5 separate regions of the Homo sapiens genome follow, and regions 2, 3, 4 and 5 are each linked to region 1. Evidence: chromatin contacts called from ENCODE Hi-C or POLR2A ChIA-PET data. All regions are on one chromosome and are shown on one strand. Each heading gives the region's core, a stretch centred on a gene start or an enhancer-like site at or near the end of the contact. The rest is flanking DNA. Distances are from core to core; before and after follow the strand shown.

What was found. A loop is a pair of places that touch in the nucleus more often than their neighbours do. ChIA-PET counts read pairs that join two places held with the same protein, here RNA polymerase II (POLR2A). Pooled maps may share reads with other maps.
Region 2: a loop to region 1 is called in a map of A673, with 5 times the contacts of the local background. The contact joins the promoter of TUBB4B here to the promoter of NPDC1 in region 1. A Hi-C loop is called at or near these places in 3 of 168 maps with a recorded cell type or tissue (A673, B cell and naive thymus-derived CD4-positive, alpha-beta T cell), 19 of 37 single-sample maps with no recorded cell type and 13 of 50 pooled maps. POLR2A ChIA-PET finds 5 or more read pairs at or near these places in 17 of 52 experiments (A549, B cell, BJ and 12 more).
Region 3: a loop to region 1 is called in a pooled map, with 11 times the contacts of the local background. The contact joins the promoter of TRAF2 here to the promoter of NPDC1 in region 1. A Hi-C loop is called at or near these places in 2 of 37 single-sample maps with no recorded cell type and 10 of 50 pooled maps. POLR2A ChIA-PET finds 5 or more read pairs at or near these places in 5 of 52 experiments (A549, CD4-positive, alpha-beta T cell, HepG2 and 2 more).
Region 4: a pooled map shows a loop between it and region 1 (3-fold over the local background). The contact joins the promoter of EDF1 here to the promoter of NPDC1 in region 1. A Hi-C loop is called at or near these places in 1 of 37 single-sample maps with no recorded cell type and 7 of 50 pooled maps. POLR2A ChIA-PET finds 5 or more read pairs at or near these places in 2 of 52 experiments (HEK293 and activated CD4-positive, alpha-beta T cell).
Region 5: a pooled map shows a loop between it and region 1 (2.7-fold over the local background). The contact joins the enhancer-like site here to the promoter of NPDC1 in region 1. A Hi-C loop is called at or near these places in 4 of 37 single-sample maps with no recorded cell type and 7 of 50 pooled maps. POLR2A ChIA-PET finds 5 or more read pairs at or near these places in 4 of 52 experiments (A549, activated B cell, activated CD8-positive, alpha-beta memory T cell and 1 more).

Annotation. Positions count from the first base shown.
Region 1 is chr9:137,044,744-137,048,259 of GRCh38, forward strand. It overlaps NPDC1 (neural proliferation, differentiation and control 1), which reads right to left and starts at 1,434. Exons shown (of 9, transcript NM_015392.4): 1 at 1,135-1,434. The coding sequence starts at 1,246. It overlaps ENTPD2 (ectonucleoside triphosphate diphosphohydrolase 2), which reads right to left. Exons shown (of 9, transcript NM_203468.3): 9 at 3,364-3,516. RefSeq lists an enhancer at 1,499-2,168.
Region 2 is chr9:137,239,098-137,242,668 of GRCh38, forward strand. TUBB4B (tubulin beta 4B class IVb) reads left to right here and starts at 2,190. Exons shown (of 4, transcript NM_006088.6): 1 at 2,190-2,320; 2 at 2,624-2,732; 3 at 2,814-2,924; 4 at 3,399-3,571. The coding sequence starts at 2,264. RefSeq lists silencers at 1,215-2,034, 2,365-2,594.
Region 3 is chr9:136,885,263-136,888,893 of GRCh38, forward strand. TRAF2 (TNF receptor associated factor 2) reads left to right here and starts at 1,254. Exons shown (of 11, transcript NM_021138.4): 1 at 1,254-1,279. MIR4479 (microRNA 4479) reads left to right here and starts at 1,471; the gene lies at 1,471-1,541. LOC105376326 (a long non-coding RNA gene) reads right to left here and starts at 992. Exons shown (of 3, transcript XR_930448.2): 1 at 836-992; 2 at 31-88. RefSeq lists silencers at 679-808, 1,029-1,838 and enhancers at 1,215-1,950, 1,951-2,686.
Region 4 is chr9:136,865,058-136,868,956 of GRCh38, forward strand. It overlaps EDF1 (endothelial differentiation related factor 1), which reads right to left and starts at 1,251. Exons shown (of 5, transcript NM_003792.4): 1 at 1,124-1,251. The coding sequence starts at 1,201. RefSeq lists silencers at 953-1,142, 1,243-1,552.
Region 5 is chr9:136,900,564-136,904,232 of GRCh38, forward strand. All of the region lies in intron 4 of TRAF2 (TNF receptor associated factor 2), which reads left to right. Among named protein-coding and RNA genes, the nearest start is that of MIR4479, 16 kb to the left of the region's middle. RefSeq lists enhancers at 1,220-1,539, 1,770-2,229. Within about 2 kb of position 2,053, at least 35 of the 41 ENCODE cell types and tissues checked have a DNase peak (open chromatin) inside an H3K27ac peak, as active enhancers do.

The DNA.
Region 1 (3,516 bases), core at 184-2,683:
CTGCCACCCACCCGGGCTCAGCACAGCAGCTGCAGCCCCGTTTCCTGAATAGGTGGCCTCCGCCTTTCCTGGCTGAGCACACTCTGATTCTCGGAAGCCTCTCCTGTTCATGCCCACCTCCCATCCAGGGGCACTGAGCCCAGGAGGAAGCCGGCCTCACTCTGGCCCCTTGAGGCCACACACACAGAACCAGGCTGCCCAGGACAGCGCCTCAGCTGTGCCACAATCCACTTAACTTCTCCATGCCTCGGATTCCTTGCCTGTAAAACGGGCTCACAGCACCTCTTCTGCAGGGCTGCCAGGAGTACTGTACGAATGCAGTCGCAAAGTCTCCCAGTTCAGTCCCCCCAGAAAAACGTCAGCTTTGCATCCTGGGTTCCTGCAGGGAGCTCTGCTCTCTGGACCCTCAGGACCCATCTGTGCAGGTGAGAGGGTGTCCCAGGACCCTGGGCTTATCACCCTCCTCCGGAGTCCACCTGCAGCCCTCAGTCCCAAAGACAGAATGCCAGTGCCCTCGAGGGCAGGGGATGCAGGCGGAGGCTCTGAGGCTGCAACAGTCTCCCTCCTATTGAAGCTAGAACAGCACCCCGAGCCTGCGCCATAAGTGCCCCCAGAACTTCAGCGCCCACCATGGCGCACAAGGCCGGTGCCCAGCGCCACCCAAGGCGTGAGGACAGGCAGAGCAGCACTGAGGCCCCGACCCCGGGACGCGCACCGGCAGCGAAGCCGGCGGGCACTCAGGGCCAGCCCCACACCCGCAGGAGCCCCGAACACGGAGACACAGAGACGCACACAGGCAGACTCCCGGCGGGCCCGCCCAGAGCCAGATGGCCGCGGCGCGGAGGCCTGAGCCAGACGCGCTCCCGGCGGAAGAAGCCATGAATGTAAGGTACGCCTCTGGGAACCGGCAGAAGCCCCATCCGGCGCGGCCTTTTGGAGGCTCCGCGCTGCGCCCTCCGGCCAGGCCTGTTTATTCCATCGTGGGCGAGGCGGGGCCCCCGCCACCAGCGGACCAGGCCTGCAGGGCCTGCGGGCCTGGGCAGGACGAGGGCGGCGGCGCCCGGCAACCCGGTCCCCGCCCGGCGATCCCGGCCCCGGGGCGCCCCGCGGCCTGCGCCCAGCGCGCTCGCTCACCCGGGTGGCCGGCGGCGGCTCCACGCAGGGCGGCGCCGAGGACGAGGCCGGAGAGCAGCAGCCGCAGCAGCCGCAGGTGCCGCGGGGAGGGCGGAGGCAGCGGCGTCGCCATCCTTCAGCGCCGCCGCCGGGGCAGCATGGCACCGCGAGGCCAGGGGCTCGGCGCGGGCTCCGGGCTCCGCGTCGGGAGCAGCGGAGGCAGCGGGGGAGGACGCAGGAGGAAGAAGAGGCGGATGCCAAGGAGGAGGAGGAGGAAGAGGAAAGGCACGGGCGGCGGCGCTGACGCTGCAGCAAGGATCCGGGATGGAGGCGCCGGCGAGGCGCGCACGCGGAGACTGCGCCTGCGCGCTCCACCTGAGGGGGCGGGAGGGCGGCTCCAGACTGCGCCCCCTCCCCCTGCTCCAGTTCTGGTCCCCTCTCCGGGCCTCGCTGGACCTCTCTCGGCCTCAGGGTGTCTCGGCACCTGCGGTCTCTGGGGCCGGTGCGGTTCCCAGAAGTCCGGCTGGGTTTGGGCCGCGGGTGGGCTTCTCCAGGATGCGCTCCCTTCTGGCCTCTTCCCGGTAGGACTCCGAGCCCCTCACCCGCACCCGCGATGGGGCAGAGGACCTGTGTGGGCCTAGCCTCGCGAGCGCACAGAGACACAGGAGCGCCGGGCGCACGCAGACAGGTGCTCACGAGCTGGGCAGGTGCACAGGAAGGCACAGGTGTGCCCACAGAGGCAGGGGCACCCCCACTCGCGGGAAAAGCAAATACAGGAACACAGAACGGCCCCGGCCCCGACTGCAGCTTTGGCTGGAGCCGCGGCGGCCGCGCTCAGTGAGGCCACCAGGGGGCAAGAGTGATCCGGAGCCACTGAGGACCGGAGCTGGGAGCTGTCCAAGGTGTTCAGGGTCCCCAGGTGACAGCCCTTTAGCTCCCTCAGGACAATGGGCATCTTTTTTTTTTTTTTTCTTTGAGACAGCGTCTCTGTCGCCTAGCCTGGAGTGCAGTGGTGCCATTTCGGCCCACTGCAACCTCCACCTCTCGGGTTCAAGTGATTCTCGTGCCTCTGCCTCCTGAGTAGCTGGGATTACAGGCGCGTGCCACCATGCTGGGCTAATTTTTGTATTCTTAGTACAGACGGGGTTTCACCATGTTGCCTCAGCTGGTCTTGAACTCCTGACCTCAGGTGATACGCCAGCCTCAGCCTCCCAAAGTGCTGGGATTACAGGCGTGAGCCACTGTGCCCAGCTGACAACGGGCATCTCTGATGCCCCCCTTGCACCTCACCTGTTGCCTCCCAAGAGCACGCCCACCCCATCCCACTAGAAACCTCCTTTGACTAGTCATTCAGAGAACAAGAGTGAGACCTCCAACCCGGGGTGTCCCCTTGGTCCTTCCAGTCTCAGAACTCCAAAGCTGGGGCTGGCTGCCCTCAGGTTTATCAAATGACTTTAAAAAAAAATGGTGAAGAGGGGAGGGAAGAGCAGAATAAGAACCACCACCCTCCTCGCCAGGGCACTGAGCATAGAGACAGTGTCTAAGCTCACTTCCCAGGAAGGTGAGGAGGCGAGTGGGCAAGACCAGGCCTTCCCATCCTGGAGAAAACTGGCTTGGGGAGGGGCTGCAGGGCCTGGCTGGGGCTGCAGGATGCCTTTTGGAGGTGCAGGACACTCAGTCCCAGGTGAGAAGGGCAAGGTGCCCTGTGCCATTGCATGGCTCAGCTCCACAGCCAGGTTCTGTGCAAGATTCCTGCCTATGGGTCCTGGTCCTGATCTCATCTCCCACCCCTGTGCCACCTCCTGATGTGGGCCTGCCCTCCCGCCAGTCTCTACCAGCACTGACTGCCCCCTAGGAAGCCGCCTGGCTGGCTGCCACCCACTCTCCGCCACCTCCCTGACCTCTACCCTCACCCCCAGGCTCACTGTACCAGGACCCAACCTTCAGTCTGGCCTTGGTCACCAACGCAGATCTGGATGTGATGGTTTTGGGGAACTCTGCTGGCCAGAGAAGACTCAAGGGCCCAGGAACATTCCCTCGGGCCAGCCATCCTGCAGCTACTCTAGGCTGCCACGGCACACCAGGGCAGCAGCCAGTGCCCCAGGCCTGGCTCCAGAGCAGAAGGCAGTAGGGAGGGATGGTGTCCACCCTCAGGACCAAGGGCAGGCCCGTGCGGCTAGAACAGCGGGAAGGTGGGGGCACAGGCCACAGCAAGGATGCCCCACCCCACAGACACTCTCCTTTCACGTCTCTAGGAAAAACTTTTTATTACAAAATTTTTACAAGTAGGTGCTGGGCTGGCTGCCAGCCCGTGGGCTGTGACCCTCCCCAGTACAGACCCAGACTACACAGAAGGAGCCTCTAAGGGCTGATTCTCAGGACCAAGGCCCCACTCTCTGGAGA
Region 2 (3,571 bases), core at 940-3,439, 200 kb after region 1:
GCCCTCGCCCCAGAAGGACAATGCTGATCCCCGCGCATGCTCCGGTGCTGCGTGTCCCGAGTTCTGGTATCGCGCATTATGTGGTGAAGACAGAGGTGCAGTCCCTCCAGGAAGAGAGAAATAAATAAGCAGATGTTGTTTCCAACAGCCTCCAATTGGGAGACAGATGCCCAGTGGCCAGAGCACAGGAGACTGTCAGGGCCGACCTGATGGTGTAATTTATTTAAAATGCTACAAAAATACAGCCAGGTGCAGTGGCTCATGCCTGTAATCCCAGCACTTTGGGAGGCCGAGGCGAATGAATCACAAGGTCAGTTCCAGACCAGCCTGGCCAAGATGGTGAAACCCCATCTCTATTAAAAATACAGAAATTAGCCGGGCGTGGTGGCGGGCGCCTGTAATCCCAGCTACTCGGGAGGCTGAGGCAGGAGAATCGCTTGAACCCGGGAGATGGAGGTTGCAGTGAGCCGAGATCATGCCACTGCACTCCAGCCTGAGCGACGGAGCCAGACTCTGTCTCAAAAAAAAAAAAAAAAAAAAATAGCCAGGCGTGGTGGTGCACACCTGTAGTTCCAGCTACTTGGGAAGGTGAGGCAGGCGAATTGCTTGAACCGGGGAGGCAGAGGTTGCAGCGAGCTGAGATTGCGCCACTGCACTCCAGCCTAGGCGACAAGAGCAAAACTCCATCTCAAAAAAAAAAGAAAAAAGCTACAAAAATGTAGAAGGCACGGCGGCTCATTCCCGTAAATCCGAGCACTTGGGGAGGCCGAGGCGGGCGGATCACTTGAGGTCAGGAGTTTCAGACCAGCTTGGCCAACATGGTGAAATCCCATTTCTACCAAAAATACAAAAATTAGCGGCGTGGTGGTGGGTGCCTGCAGTCCCACCTACTGGGGAGGCTGAGGCAGAAGAATCGCTTGAACCTGGGGGGGGGCGGGGAGCCAAGATCGCGCCACTGCACTCCAGCCCGGGAGACAGAGCGAGACTCTGTCTCAGAATAATAAATTAAGTAAAATAAAAATGCTGCAAAAATACAGCCCGTTTGTTTTTAAACAGGCGCAACCACATGTAATTCATTTTAAGTTTCTTTTCCCACCCAAGTAAAAATCAAGTCATAAATTAGGAAAAGCATTAACAGAAGTATGTTTCAGCCCCAGCGCGCTGACCTGTGGTTGGAATACCGGCCCTGGAGCCCGGAGGTCGGGGCCCACCCGCCGAGGGAGGTCTGGGCGCTGTCCTGGTCTCCACGGAGCTCGCGCACTCACGGGGCCGAGGCACCAAGGCGACCGGCGCAGAGCCAGCGCCGTCTCCACAACAGGGCAGGGCGCGCAGCTGCGGGGGAGGCCTCGCCCCTCCGCTCCCCTCCCCTGCCCTCCGCCCCGGCCCTCGGGGCGCGGCGTCCCCCACGTGCTCCCCTCACGCGACCGCGAGGGCAGTGGGCGTGCGGCACCCGGGAGCAGGAAACTCCGTGGCCTCTGCGGCTCTGTGGAGAGCTCCCCTCCACCGCCGCAGCCCCCGAGCCCGTGTATCTTCCTGCCTTTAAGGCATCGCAGCCTCCTCGGCCTGGAGGCCCCGGGCTCGCTCCGTGCGGACCCCGCTCCAGAACCCGCCCAGCGCGCAGATGCCGTGTCCCGGCGCAAGGCCAGAGAGGGCGCAACTCTGGACGTGGGGCCGCCACCGAGCCTGCCCTTCCCGGCTCCCGAAAGGCCCCGGGCTCAGAGCCAAGACTGCGCTTGCCCGAGGCCCGTCGGGCCCGCCCTCCCTCGGCGCCCCCAGCGCAGCTGCCCGCCGCCCGACCGGAAGCCCGCACTCGCGCCTGCGCCCCACCCCGTCCGCGCGCCGGCCGCGGCACTGCGGCGGTTACCAGGACGCTGAAGCAGCGCAGCCAATAGCGCCAGCCTGGCGGCGTGCTCCCGGCAGCCAGCCAATGAGACGGCAAATCAATCATTTGAAACACCCAATGGACGGAGCACTGCGGCGCCAGGAGGGGGATTGTGATAGGGAGATAGGAGGCTGCGGCTGACCAATAAAGACCAAACTGGCTTAAAAAGGCGGACCTTAGGCAGCTTGATTGACGGGGGCAAGGCCAATCAAACGAGGGAGCTTGCCAGCCTCGTTCTGGCAGCCCATTCCGAGACTAGCGGAGGCGGGCAGGGAGGGTATATAAGCGTTGGCGGAGCGTCGGTTGTAGCACTCTGCGCGCCCGCTCTTCTGCTGCTGTTTGTCTACTTCCTCCTGCTTCCCCGCCGCCGCCGCCGCCATCATGAGGGAAATCGTGCACTTGCAGGCCGGGCAGTGCGGCAACCAAATCGGCGCCAAGGTAAGTTGCCGGGGCGCTGGGGCCAGGCGGGCCTGCCGGGCGGTGTGGGCGGGCGGCCGGGGAAGATGGCGGCAGCAGCGGCCGGGCGGCGCCCCCGCATTGCGGCCGCCGGGCCCCCTCCGCGGGGAATTGGCCGAGCCGGGCGACCGAAGCCCCCAGGAACCCGGCGGCCAGGGCGCGCGGGGCGGGGGAGGGGCGGGGAGGGCCGGGCTGCCGCGCCCGTCCGGGGCGGGGCTGCCTCCCTGCGCACCGGCCGCGGTGACTCAGCCCCGGCCCGCCCGGGCCCGCCCGCGTCCCTTGTAGTTTTGGGAGGTGATCAGCGATGAGCACGGCATCGACCCCACGGGCACCTACCACGGGGACAGCGACCTGCAGCTGGAACGCATCAACGTGTACTACAATGAGGCCACCGGTGAGGCCCCGGCCCCTTCCCCGACCGCCCTCCGGGGACCCCGCGGCCCCTGCCTTGGCTGACGCCCTCCCGTCCCCGCAGGCGGCAAGTACGTGCCCCGCGCCGTGCTCGTGGATCTGGAGCCCGGCACCATGGACTCCGTGCGCTCGGGGCCCTTCGGGCAGATCTTCCGGCCGGACAACTTCGTTTTCGGTGAGCCGTGGCTGGGGACTGGGCGGCGGCTCAAAGGTCAAGGGGCTGCTCCAAGGGCACCGCCGTGGGAACTGCGCAGCCGGGGCCCCTGGACGCCCTCCTCTTCTCTGAGCCACTCAATCCCCTCTACTAAATCGGCTTTGGGAGCAAGGTCCAGCTGTCTGCCGAGGCGAGGAGCCGCCACACACGTAATCTCCCTGCAGGGAGCTGAGCTGGGGCAGTGGCTGTTCCTCTGTCCTTGGGAATTGGCAGTGGCCCCCCCGGGGAGGGGTTTGTTAAGCTGTCAGGTTTGGCCCCTGACTTAATTCGTAGCAGGGCAGGCTGCCGTCTTTTGGCTTTGAAGGGTCCGTTTGCTCTACCTCCAGGGTGAATTCTGTGGTCAGCTCACACCATGTCACTCGGCTTTTTTCGCATGGCGGTGACCAGTAGTGCTGTCTACCTGGCTGACAAATGATTAGCTGTGTTCTCTCACAGGTCAGAGTGGTGCTGGGAACAACTGGGCCAAGGGGCACTACACAGAAGGCGCGGAGCTGGTGGACTCGGTGCTGGATGTTGTGAGAAAGGAGGCTGAGAGCTGTGACTGCCTGCAGGGTTTCCAGCTGACCCACTCCCTGGGTGGGGGGACTGGGTCTGGGATGGGTACCCTC
Region 3 (3,631 bases), core at 4-2,503, 160 kb before region 1:
TCAGGGTCTGAATGCTTGGAGGAGACTTACCTCCGTGAACGTTTCCTTCTCTGCAAAGCGGGGTGAAAGGTCTCCATTTCACCAAAGGCTGGATGGAGAGGGGGTGGTGTGTCCAGTGCTAGCCCGTGCACCGCCAGAGAGAACCTGCTGCAGCTCCCGTTCTCCTGGGCAGATGACAGTGCCGCCTCCCCCATGCAGCCCACAGGACTCCTAGGGCAGCCCCTGTTTTGGCCGCCAAGGCCACTGTTTTCATTTGAGTGTCTGGAGGCCATAGGTTGTGTTTTCACTTGAGGTCGGGAGTTCAAGACCAGCCTGGCCAACATGGTGAAACCTCGTCTCTATCAAAAATACAAACATTAGCCGGGCGTGATGGCGGGCGCCTGTAGTCCCAGCTACTCGGGAGGCTGAGGCAGGAGAATCGCTTGAACCCGGGAGGCGGAGGTTGCAGTGAGTCGAGATCGCGCCACTGAACTCCAGCCTGGGCGACAGAGTGAGCCTCCGTCTCAAAAAAAAAAATAAATAAAGTGCACAACCCAGTAGATTAGCACACCGGCCATGTCGGGCGGCCGTCACCACTGTCCGGTTGCAGAGCATTACCTCACCCCAAAAGGAGACCCCATAGCCTTAATACCTTACTTAAGTGTGCAGTATTCTTTTAGTCCTGTTTCTCATAAATGTTACCCAAATTGAGGCGCCGCTCTGCGCCCGGCACCGGGGGAGGCGGAGGGACCCGCAGGTGTCGGGTAGGTGCGGCCGCCCCGCCAGGGCCCCGCGTCCCGCGCGCGACGCGCGCCTCGTGGGAACCGGTGTCGCCCGGCTTGGGCTCCCGGCTCACCTCTCGGGTGTGCGGCAGGGGTCTCCGCCCCGGGGCCACGGGAGGGGAAGCAAGGGCCTCGCTGTCTCGCCGCACCTGGGGAAGGGACCCAATTAGCGCGGACCCCACAGCGCAGCACCTCACCAGCTCCCCGCACCAACGCCCCGGCGCGCTCTTTGAGGAAAAAGCAGAGGGCGACTTAGGTACCCACGCCGTCTCAGCGCCGACCAATCGGCGCACGCTGCGGCTCCTGCGGGCTCGCTGGTTGGCTCCGGCGTCAGTCCGTCAGGCGCGCTCGGAGCGGGGCGTATCTGGCCAATGGCTCTCGCTACAGCTTCCTGAGGGCTGGCTGGTTGGCTCCCATGTCCGTCCGTCAGGCGCACGCGGCGGAGCGGCGGCGGCGGCGGCGGCGTTGGGGGCGGTAGCTGGGCGGGCCCTTAGTTCCGGGCGCGCTGCGACCGTTGGGTGAGGCGAGCGCGGGGTCGGGTGCGGGGTCGGGCGCGGGCGCGGGGTCGGGTGCGGGGTCGGGCGCGGGGTCGGGCGCAGGCGCGGGCACCTCTCAGGGAGACTCCGGGCCGGAGCGGGAGCGGGGGCGGGAGAGGCCGCGGGGCGGGGGCGGGGCCAGCCCGAGGGGATTTCTCTGAGCCGCTGGGCCGGAAACCAAGTCCGAGCGTGGCTGGCGCGGGAAAGTTCGGGAACGCGCGCGGCCGTGCTCGGAGCAGCGCCAGGGCACGGTCCGGGGTTTTGCGCGGGGTCGCGGCTCCCAGTACCGCCTGAGGCCCGTGGGCGGCCCACCCGGCCCTGCCCCGTCCCGGGTCCGTCGCTCCCCCGCACCCTGTCGCCCCTCCACGCTCAGCTGTGGGCCCCTCGTGTCCCCGAAGCCCCGCACCCTCAGCCGGCTGCGTGCTCGGGAGGGTCAGGGGCGCCTCCGACCCCTGAGTTTGCCAGCGCCCCCCAGCCAGGGGTCGGGGAAGACCAGTGAGGCTGGGGGCGGAGCCGACTCTGCTGCCTTCCTGCCCAGTGGCTGGGGAGACCCAGGCTGAGCCTGGGTGAAAAGTCCCTCTGGCTGCTGGGAGGGTCGGGGGCAGCAAGGAGCCAGTGCGGGGATGGGCTGCGGTGGACCGGGCCGGGATCGGGGCCGGGGCCTGGTCCTGGCAGTAGCAGGGGATGTTTGTGGAAGGTAGAGCCGAGAAAAAGAGGAGTTGCAATGTCTGCAAGAATCTGGCGTGAGCAGCTGAAGGCTGGTGCTTCCTAGGCCAAGATGAAGGAGTCACAGCGCCCATGGCCTCTCGGGAGGCGGCCAGATGGGCAGCCTGGGGTCAGGGGAACGGTCAGGGCCAGAGCTGGGTATTTTGGAGTTGTCATTTTGAGGCCCCGAGGGCTGAGGGTCAGTGCAGAAGAGCACCAAGCCTCCACTCGGTGTAGGGCCGACAGGGGGTGGGGTGTCTGGCAGCCGGTGAAGACGGGGCTCGGAGGAGGAGGGAGTCTGGTCTGGGTCAAGTCAAGGGAAACTAGGACTGAGAACGGACCCTGCTCTGTGGCCACATGATTTTGAAGGGACGGAATTACTGCCCTGTAACTCAGTCTCTCTCCCTGTTAATAGCCCTAGTTTTTAATAAGAGGAACTGAATGTATTAATGGGTGGACACTTGTAAGGTTCAAGATCTCCTCTTCTACCACGCTTGCTTCTGATACTTTTGTATAAACAGTTGTTAAGAGTTTAGGTTGTTATCAAGCTTCTATTTGGTATTATTTTGAGCCTGAAAAAGATGGGGTTACATATAAAATTGTAATTTTATTTATTTATTTTTTGAGATAGTTTTGGTCTTGTTGCCCAGGCTGGAGTGCAGTGGCTCGATCTCGGCTCACTGCAGCCTCCGCCTCCTGGGTTCAAGCGATTTTTCTGCCTCAGCCTCCCGAGCAGCTGGGATTACAGGCGTGCACCACCACGCCCGGCTAATTTTTTGTATTTTTAGTAGAGATAGGGTTTCATCATGTTGGCCAGGCTGGTTTCAAACTCTTGACCTTAGGTGATCCACCCGCCTCGGCCTCCCAAAGTGCTAGGATTACAGGCATGAGCCACCGCGCCCGGCCATGAAATTACAGTTTTAAAGTTAACTTCTAGTATTTGGAGGGCCTCATATTCATGGCTGCATGCAGATCAGTGTTCCTGAATATTACTCAGATGAGCTTTTATAGAAGTGGGTTAGAATCAGGTGCCATTGACGCCTGTAGTCCCAGCTACTCCGGAGGCTGAGGCAGGAGAATGGCGTGAACCCGGGAGGCGGAGCTTGCAGTGAGCCGAGATCGCGCCACTGCACTCCAGCCTGGGTGACAGAGCGAGACTCCATCTCAAAAAGAATCGGGTGCCACCCAGTGAACTCTTACGTGGAGTCCAGTATTGTATGAAGCAGTTGTGTGCTGTTGGTGGAGACATGAATTGAGGTTTGAATCTCCAGCATTTGGGGCATCTTGGAGTCTGCTTGTGAGAAGGGCGAGGCCTGGGTTGAACCCAAGCGTTTGCGGCGACTAGGTGACCCCTGCAGCGGCCAGGTTGCACCCATATCTGATTTGATGTCATGGTTTGGGCAGTGTTTGACTTGTGTAACAATACAGCTTGTCCTTTTGAGAGTCACCGATGCCACCAAACCATGTTCACACACCAGAGTCAGGATGCCAGGTCTCAGCTGCCTGATGACTCCAGCTTAGTGAAGGCCTCTGATTTCTTGTGGGGGTGTCCCATTGTGAAGGGAACACACAGCTCGGCCCTACCAGCAACAAGGGTGCCAGATGCCCCCACTCTCCTGTGGAGGGGAG
Region 4 (3,899 bases), core at 1-2,500, 180 kb before region 1:
ATTTGGTTTTGACTGTGCAACCAGTAAGGGTAGGGCAGACCAATGAATCCCTGTCACCAGAGCCCCAGCGCATCCTGGCCCAACTGGCCTCAAAGGCTTCAGCCCTAGGCCACCTGAGGGTACGAATGAGGCAGAGGCGGTGACTAAACTGTCCTCCCTATTACATCAGACTCACAACTGACCCTCGGATCCATCAGCCACATTGGTAATCTCCTTCCACAAGTACTGTTCAGGGCACGCCCATCTTCCACCTGTGCAACAGGGTCCACCTGCTCATGGGGTCCCCTGAAGCAGGCACTCTCTACAGCCTGTGATGCACCCAGGCAGGCTCCCTGGGCAGTATCTGACCAGCGGAGACCAGTAGAACCAAGCAGGTCCCAGGCAGAGAGAAAACTCTCAGGGAGGAGCCTACCCCCTGTCCCCAGCTCCCACTCAGGTCACTAACCTCTGCCCCGTCACCCAGTCTCCCGCCCCAGGCCCTCAACTGCTGTCCAATGGCCCCCAGCCCTATCCCAACCCCAATTCCCCACCTTCATCGCTGGTTCCTGCTGCTTGCCCCAGTCCCCACCCCTGTCCTAAGCCCTGTACCCCACTCTACCCTGTTCTTCCAAGCCCTGTCCCCATCTCCATCCCTGCCCCCGTTCCCAGTGCCCACCCTGGTTCTCTGTCCCCTATCCTCACACAAGGCCCCCAGCCTTGTCCCCGTCCCCGTCCCCACCTCCTGCCTCTGTCCTCACACCTGTCCCCACCAACAGTCCCTGCCCCTATCCCCTCCCCGCCCCACCCTGGCACTGGTCCCGGCCCTATCGCCTGCCCCTTGCCCCGTCCGGTTCCCTGCTCCTCTCCTCCTCCAGTCGCCCGCCCCCTGCCTCCTGGGTCCGTCCATCCCCTCCTGGGTCCGCCCCCCACCTTCCCACCCCTGTCCTGGCCCGGTCCTCCTACCCCTGCGATTCGCCCCGCCCTTCGAACCCCGTCCTGCCCCCGGCACCCCAGCCTTGTCCCCGTCCCCTGCGCCCTGTCCCAGGCCCCGCCTGCCCTTCCCCGAGCCCCCTGCCCCACGGTCCGTGGCCCCGGCCCAGCGTCCGCCCCGCCCGGCCCGGCCGCTCCTCAGTCAGCAAAGCACCTGCTTGGATTTGGCCTGGGCGGCCGTAGGGCCCTTCTTGCGCAGCACCGTCACCGTGTCCCAGTCGCTCTCGGCCATGGCGGGCGAAGACGAGCGTCCGTCCGGCGGCTCAGCGGCAGCTGCTAGAGACCTGGCGCGGCGACGCTACGTCCCCTCGGCACCTCCCCGCTTTCGGCGTCCCATTGGCTGGCTGCACGCGGGGGGCGGGCACTTCCCGTGCTCGGGGCCATTCGGCGTTCGGCTCGTCTGAGGGACGTCGTGGCCGGGCGCCGGCGACGTAGGGAAGGCGACGTCGGGGCCTGGCCTGGCCTGGCGAGGCGCGGTAGCCGCTGGGGCTGCAGGTCGGGAGGACCCCGGAGCCCGGGCCCCGCGGCCTCCGAGCACACGCGGGCGGCGGCTGCGCCCCGACGCGCAGCCCCCGTGCCTCCCCGGGCCCCGCACCCCGGCCGGGCCACGCGGGCGGAGGGGGCGCGGGGTCTCCGCTCTAGCCGTGCGGCCGCCCCCCTTTGTTTTGCCGCCTGCGCGGCTGGGACCTGCGCTCGAGGACCAGGGCCGTGGGGCCCGAAACGCAGCGTGGGGTGGGACACTTTTTTTTTTTTAACTTTTATTTTTTGAGATGGAGTCTTGCTCTATCGCCCAGGCTGGGTGCCGTGGCGCGATCTCGGCTCACTCCGTCTCCCGGGTTCATGCCATTCTCCTGCCTCAGCCTCCCGAGTACCTGGGACTACAGGCGCCAGCCACCACGCCCGGCTAATTTATTTATTTTATTTTATTTTATTTTTAGTAGAGACGGGCCAGGATGGTCTCGATCTCCTGATCTCGTGATCCGCAGGTGGGACTCTTTAAGAAAAAGAACGCAAGCCGGGCACGGTGGTTCACGCCTGTAGTCCCAGAACTTTGGGAGGCCGAGGCGGGCGTATCACCTGAGGTCGGGAGTTCGAGACCAGCCTGACCAACATGGAGAAACCCCGTCTCTACTAAAAATACAAAATTAGCCGGACGTGGTGGCGGGCACCTGTAATCTCAGCTACTCGGGGAGGCTGAGGCAGAAGAATCAGTTGAACCCGGGAGGCGGAGGTTGCGGTGAGCCGAGATCGCGCTATTGCACTCCAGCCTGGGCAACAAGAATGAAACTGCGTTTCAAAAAAAAAGAAAAAGAATGGAAAACTGTGAAAACATCGGTTGCAAAAATGAATGGTTTTGCATGATGTTTATTTTCTGTAATGTATAAAGTGTATATGTTATATGACAATAATTCTGTAATACCCTATTTTCCAGCCGTTTTGTATAATGAGAAAGGTCATTATACATTATCATTGAACAACTTTTTTAGGATTTTTATTTTTATAGACAGGGTCTCACTCTGTGGCCCACGCTGGAGCACAACATTGAGATCTCAGCTCACTGCAGCCTCGACGTCCTGCGCTCAAGCGATGGGACTATAGGCGCGGCCCCCACGCCTGGCTAATTTTTGTATTTTGTGGGGTAGAGATGGGGTCTCCGTGCCGCCCTGGCTCGTCGGTCTGGAACTCCTGAGCTCGCGTGATCCTCCCGCCTCGGCCTCCCAAAGCCTGGGATTACAGGCTTGAGCCACCGCAGGCCCTAATCATAGTATTGACTTCCGGGCTTTGAATAGATGCTCCACAAACAAGGAACCTGATAAATGCAGTCTCCATCCAAAAAGAAAACATACATAAATGCTGTATTAAATTGGAAATGCTGCATTAGCAAATGCACTCCGCGGAGGAGACAACTGTAATTCTAACCAGGCAGTGGGAAGTTGAGTCTTCTGCTTACCGTTTTTCACACCGGATGATTGGAAGAACCTTGGGGACACACTGATGGCTCCGTCCATACAAACCTTGCTTCTCTGTTTCCCGCCGACTTCCAGCACCAAGCTCCGTTCGGCTAAGGACTCAACAGCCTCAGCCGGCCAGCAAGGATGTGCTTCCACTGAATGAAAATAATCTCTTGTGGCCGGGCGCAGTGGCTCACTTCTGTAATCCCAGCACTTTGGAAGGCCGAGGCGGATGGATCACGAGGTTGAGAGATCGAGATCATCCTGGCCAACACGGTGAAACCCTGTCTCTATTAAAAATACAAAAATCAGCTGGGCATGGTGGTGCGTGCCTGTAGTCCCAGCTACTCAGGAGGCTGAGGCAGGAGAATTGCTTGAACCGGGAGGCGGAGGTTGCAGTGAGTCGACGACACCGCACCATTGCACTCCAGCCTAGGGACAGAGCAAGACTCTGCTGTCTCAGAAAAACAAAAAAAAGAAAGAAAGAAAAAGAAAATATCCCATAAACTCTGACTGGATGTATCTCCACTCAAGTCCCCCTTTGTTGTGTGCCAAAAATGCTTATCGTCACTCCAGTGCCACCAGCCCCCAGGAAGATTGTGATGAAGGTGGAGTTGGCCTGGAAAGAGGCAGCCTTGTTAACACTGCAGTTCAGGCCTCCTAACATGACAAACTTAACCAACACCTGATCTCATGAACGCATTGGGAGGCCCTTTTCAGAGCCTGGGAGACCCATGCAAGTGGGGCTCAGCTAGCTCCGTAGTGAGCCTGGGCTGAGAGAGAGGGGACAGCTACATCTAGCTGTCCTCTGCAGGTGTCCACCAAGACAGCCGTTGTCCCATCTGGCCCTCCATCGGGAGTCCAGGCCTGATGCCACAAGTCACTTGTGCCCTGTCCTTGGCACTCCCTGCACCAAGGCATGATGGATACAGGTGTCTGTGTGAGGCTGTCCTCACTGCCCACTCCGTCCCACTCCAT
Region 5 (3,669 bases), core at 803-3,302, 140 kb before region 1:
TCGGGAGTCGTCCACGCTCCCCAAGCAGTTATGACCTTGTCCTGCACGTTCCTCTCACTGGGGCTGAAGCCTGTCTGATGTCTGTGGAGGAAGAGACGGAGCTGCTCCTTAGAGTATGTCCATTTAGAAACTCAAGTAGTGCAGAGCACAGACCTGCACCATGGAGCTTGGGCTGTGTGACCTCGGGCGAGGTATTTACCCTCTCTGTGCCTCAGGTTTCTTGTCTGTCGATGGGGGTGCAGGATCCCACCATCGTGGGGTGGCTGTGAGGGTTGGAGGTGCCTGTGTGAGCCCTGGGAATGCCATGGTTATCTGAGCAGTAGCATTTCCTGGGAATGAAGGGGAGATCGCTGTGCACCAGGACCTGCAGCTTTCAAGTTTGGTGGGGGTTTTTGTTGTGTCTCTTGTATCCACAAAGGATTGCTTATTTTGAATTGTGTTGACACTGGAAATTGCAGAAATAATGGACACACTTGTCCTGTGGTCACAGCAACATAGGCAGTGGCCCGCACTTCACTTGGCTGTGGTTTGTCCCTGTGTGCTGGGCGAGCCGTGCACGCCTTCCTGCACTGGGGATTTCAGTGTGATTCTCACGTCACCTTTTAGGCATTTGGAAACTTCACCTGTAGTGTAGAGGCCAGGAGGTGCCGAGAGAGCTCGTCGAGGCCACTACAGCTCGCCAAGTTATGCAGTCTTCCTTCTTGTAATGAATGCCCTTTAAGAGGTTTCTCTCTGGGATCCTTGTACAGGATTCCTGGAGTAACACTGTCCACAGAGCCCAAAGGTAGAGGCAGCCCAGTGTCTGCGGATGAATGGATAAACACGGGAAGTGTGATCTGTGCACACAGTGGGATATGATTCAGCCTTAAAAAGGAAGGCGATTCGGACACACACACCCCAGGGATGAACTCTGAGGACAGTGTGCTGAGTGACATGAGCCAGTTACCAAAGGACAGATCCTCTGTGATTCCACTTAGGGGCCACCCTTAGAGTCATCAGATCCATGGGTACAGGAAGTAGAATGGAGGAGACAGGGGTCATTGTTCAGTGAGTACCGAGTCATACATTGGAATGAGGCAGTACCTTGATGCCATCCAATCCAGCCCCAGGTTGGTGAGGCTGTGAGGGCTGTTTGCTCAGAATCCTGGCTTTCTGCACTTAGGGGAGCTTCCTGCCCGGGCCAGAGCTGGGATCTCCTGCTCAGCCGGACCCTGGGGTGTTACCGGCTGGGTTGGAATTGGACCTGCATTACTGTGTGTTTCTCCTCTCCTGCTCCCCGCCCTGTGAGCCTGGCCACGCCTCCCTCTTCTCCTCGCCCACTCCCCACCCTGTGAGCCTGGCCACACCTCCCACGATCTTTTGACAGACTCTGCTTTGTGGTCTTTGGGCTCCAAGTTTCGTTTTTTCAGAAGAACTGCCCCAGCTGTGTCTGGGGTGAACAAGATGTGCTTTCCTCCCTAGCACGGGGATTGCGTCCTGGACACGGAGCGGTAGCTCCAGGGCACTGCCCTAGAGTGAGACTCCTACCTCTGTGGGCAGAGATGCCAGACCGCCCTCAGCCACGACGTGCGATGCAAAGCTTTCTAGGCTCCTGTGTGGCTCTGCCGCACAAACGGCTGTGGCGCATGGCATTGTACCCCCCACTCCCTGCTCCTTGAAAGAGATGCAGCTTGGTCATTGCCCAGTGCTGTCTGCAAGGGAGATGGCTCCCTGGGGAGGTGGCCCAGGGTCAGGGTCTCCCTGGGAGGGTTGGGGTACCAGCTGGCTGCAGGGAGTAGGGGTGCTATGCGCCATGCCACCCTTTGAGAGGACTGAGGAGTGTCTGGGGGACAGGTGGGATAATAGTTTCCAGCTCTGCACTGGACCCTGAGTCCTCTGGGGTCTCTGCCACCTCCAGGCTCATGGGATGCCACATTGACAATTATGAGGGCCTCCGGCTGAGGGCCAAGGACTATAGCCAGCCCCTGGCCTGGGGCGCCACGCGGTCCTGCAGGCACGCAGGGTGGAAAGTCCCTGGCTGCACCTTTGAGAGCTCTGGAAAGTCCCTGAGAGGAGCCGGGTTTGGTCATGTGGGAGGGGCGGGCACTGCTCTGGAATAACTTGGCTGTGGCCTTTGATTTTGTTGATAAAACCTCTCACTGGCTGTAAATGTCACACATGGGGACGGAAATCAACCCGTCTATACAGTTGGGAGCCGCTCTGCCCCTCGGAGCCGCCTCTCTTTGCTCTCCGGGTGCTCGGAGTGTGCTGCTAGTTGGGGCCTTATTGTAAACACAGTACGGAGGCTAAGGCTGCCTTTCCTCCTTGATGGTCGGAACTTTATTGGAAAAGGGGAAAATCCTGCTTAGCTTTTGAATGTTTGTCCTTTGCAATGATGCCTTTCTAGGAACTGAATGATTTTATTTATTTATTTTTATTTTTTTGAGACGGTCTTGCTCTGTTGTCCAGGCTAGAGTGCAGTGGCGTGACCTCGGCTCACTGCAGCCTCCACCTCCCAGGTTCAAGTGATTCTTCTGCCTCAGCCTACAGGCGCCTGCCACCACATCCGGCTAATTTTTTATATTTCTAGTAGAGATGGGGTTTTACCACGTTGGCCAGGCTGGTCTTGAACTCCTTACCTCAAGTGATCCATCCACCTTGGCCTCCCAAAGTGCTGAGATTCCTGGCATAAGCCACTGCACCTGGCCAAATCGAATAATTTTAAAACTTTAGGTAAATGTTGATGGAGTGCTTGCTGAGTGCCAATAGCAGAACTGAATTCCCCAGTGGGCCCCTGAGCTACTCGTTCTGGCAGCTGGATGCGGGGGTGCGGGGAGACTTTCCAGAGAGGACATAGGCTGGCTGCACGAGCAGCGGAAAGGCCAGGAAAAGCCAAGTATGCTCGGCCTCATGGACATTCTAGTGACATTCAGAGGGATGACGACTGTATTTGCGTCAAATGTGTAGTTTGAATTCTGGCTGAATAAATATTGATTTTTTTTTTTTTAAACTGTGTCTGCTGTGGGTGGGGAGAAGACTGAGACAGATGGTGCTGGTGTAGATGTATCTGCTGCAGGACAACCCTGGTCCCACTGGAGATTTCAAGTACCGAGTGCCAAGAGAAAGGTTTTTTTTGTTTGTTTGTTTGTTGTTTTTTGCGATGGAGTCTCACTCTGTCACCCAGACTGGAGTGCAGTGGTGCGATCTCGGCTCACTGCAAGCTCCGCCTCCCGGGTTCACACCATTCTTCCTGCCTCAGCCTCCTGAGTAGCTGGGACTACAGGCGCCCCCACCACTCCCGGCTAATTTTTTTGTATTTTTAGTAGAGATGGGGTTTCACCATGTTAGCCAGGATGGTCTCGATCTCCTGACCTCGTGATCCGCCTGCCTCGGCCTCCCAAAGTGCTGGGATTACAGGCGTGAGCCACCGCGCCCAGCCAAGAAAGATTTTATTTTTGACATTTCGAGCATGCAGCGCATCTGAGCAGTGAGGCTGAGAGTAGAGGTGTGCCGCTGCCCCACAGGCCTACATGCTGCCCCGCAGCACCTGCCAGCCTTCGCCAGCCTACTTTCAGCCCTTCAACCCCCCACACACATTTTTTTCTTTTCTGGCTTATTTTAAAGCAAATGAAGATGTCATATCATTTCACCTATGAGCATTTTATTACTATTATTTTTAGAAATAGAGTC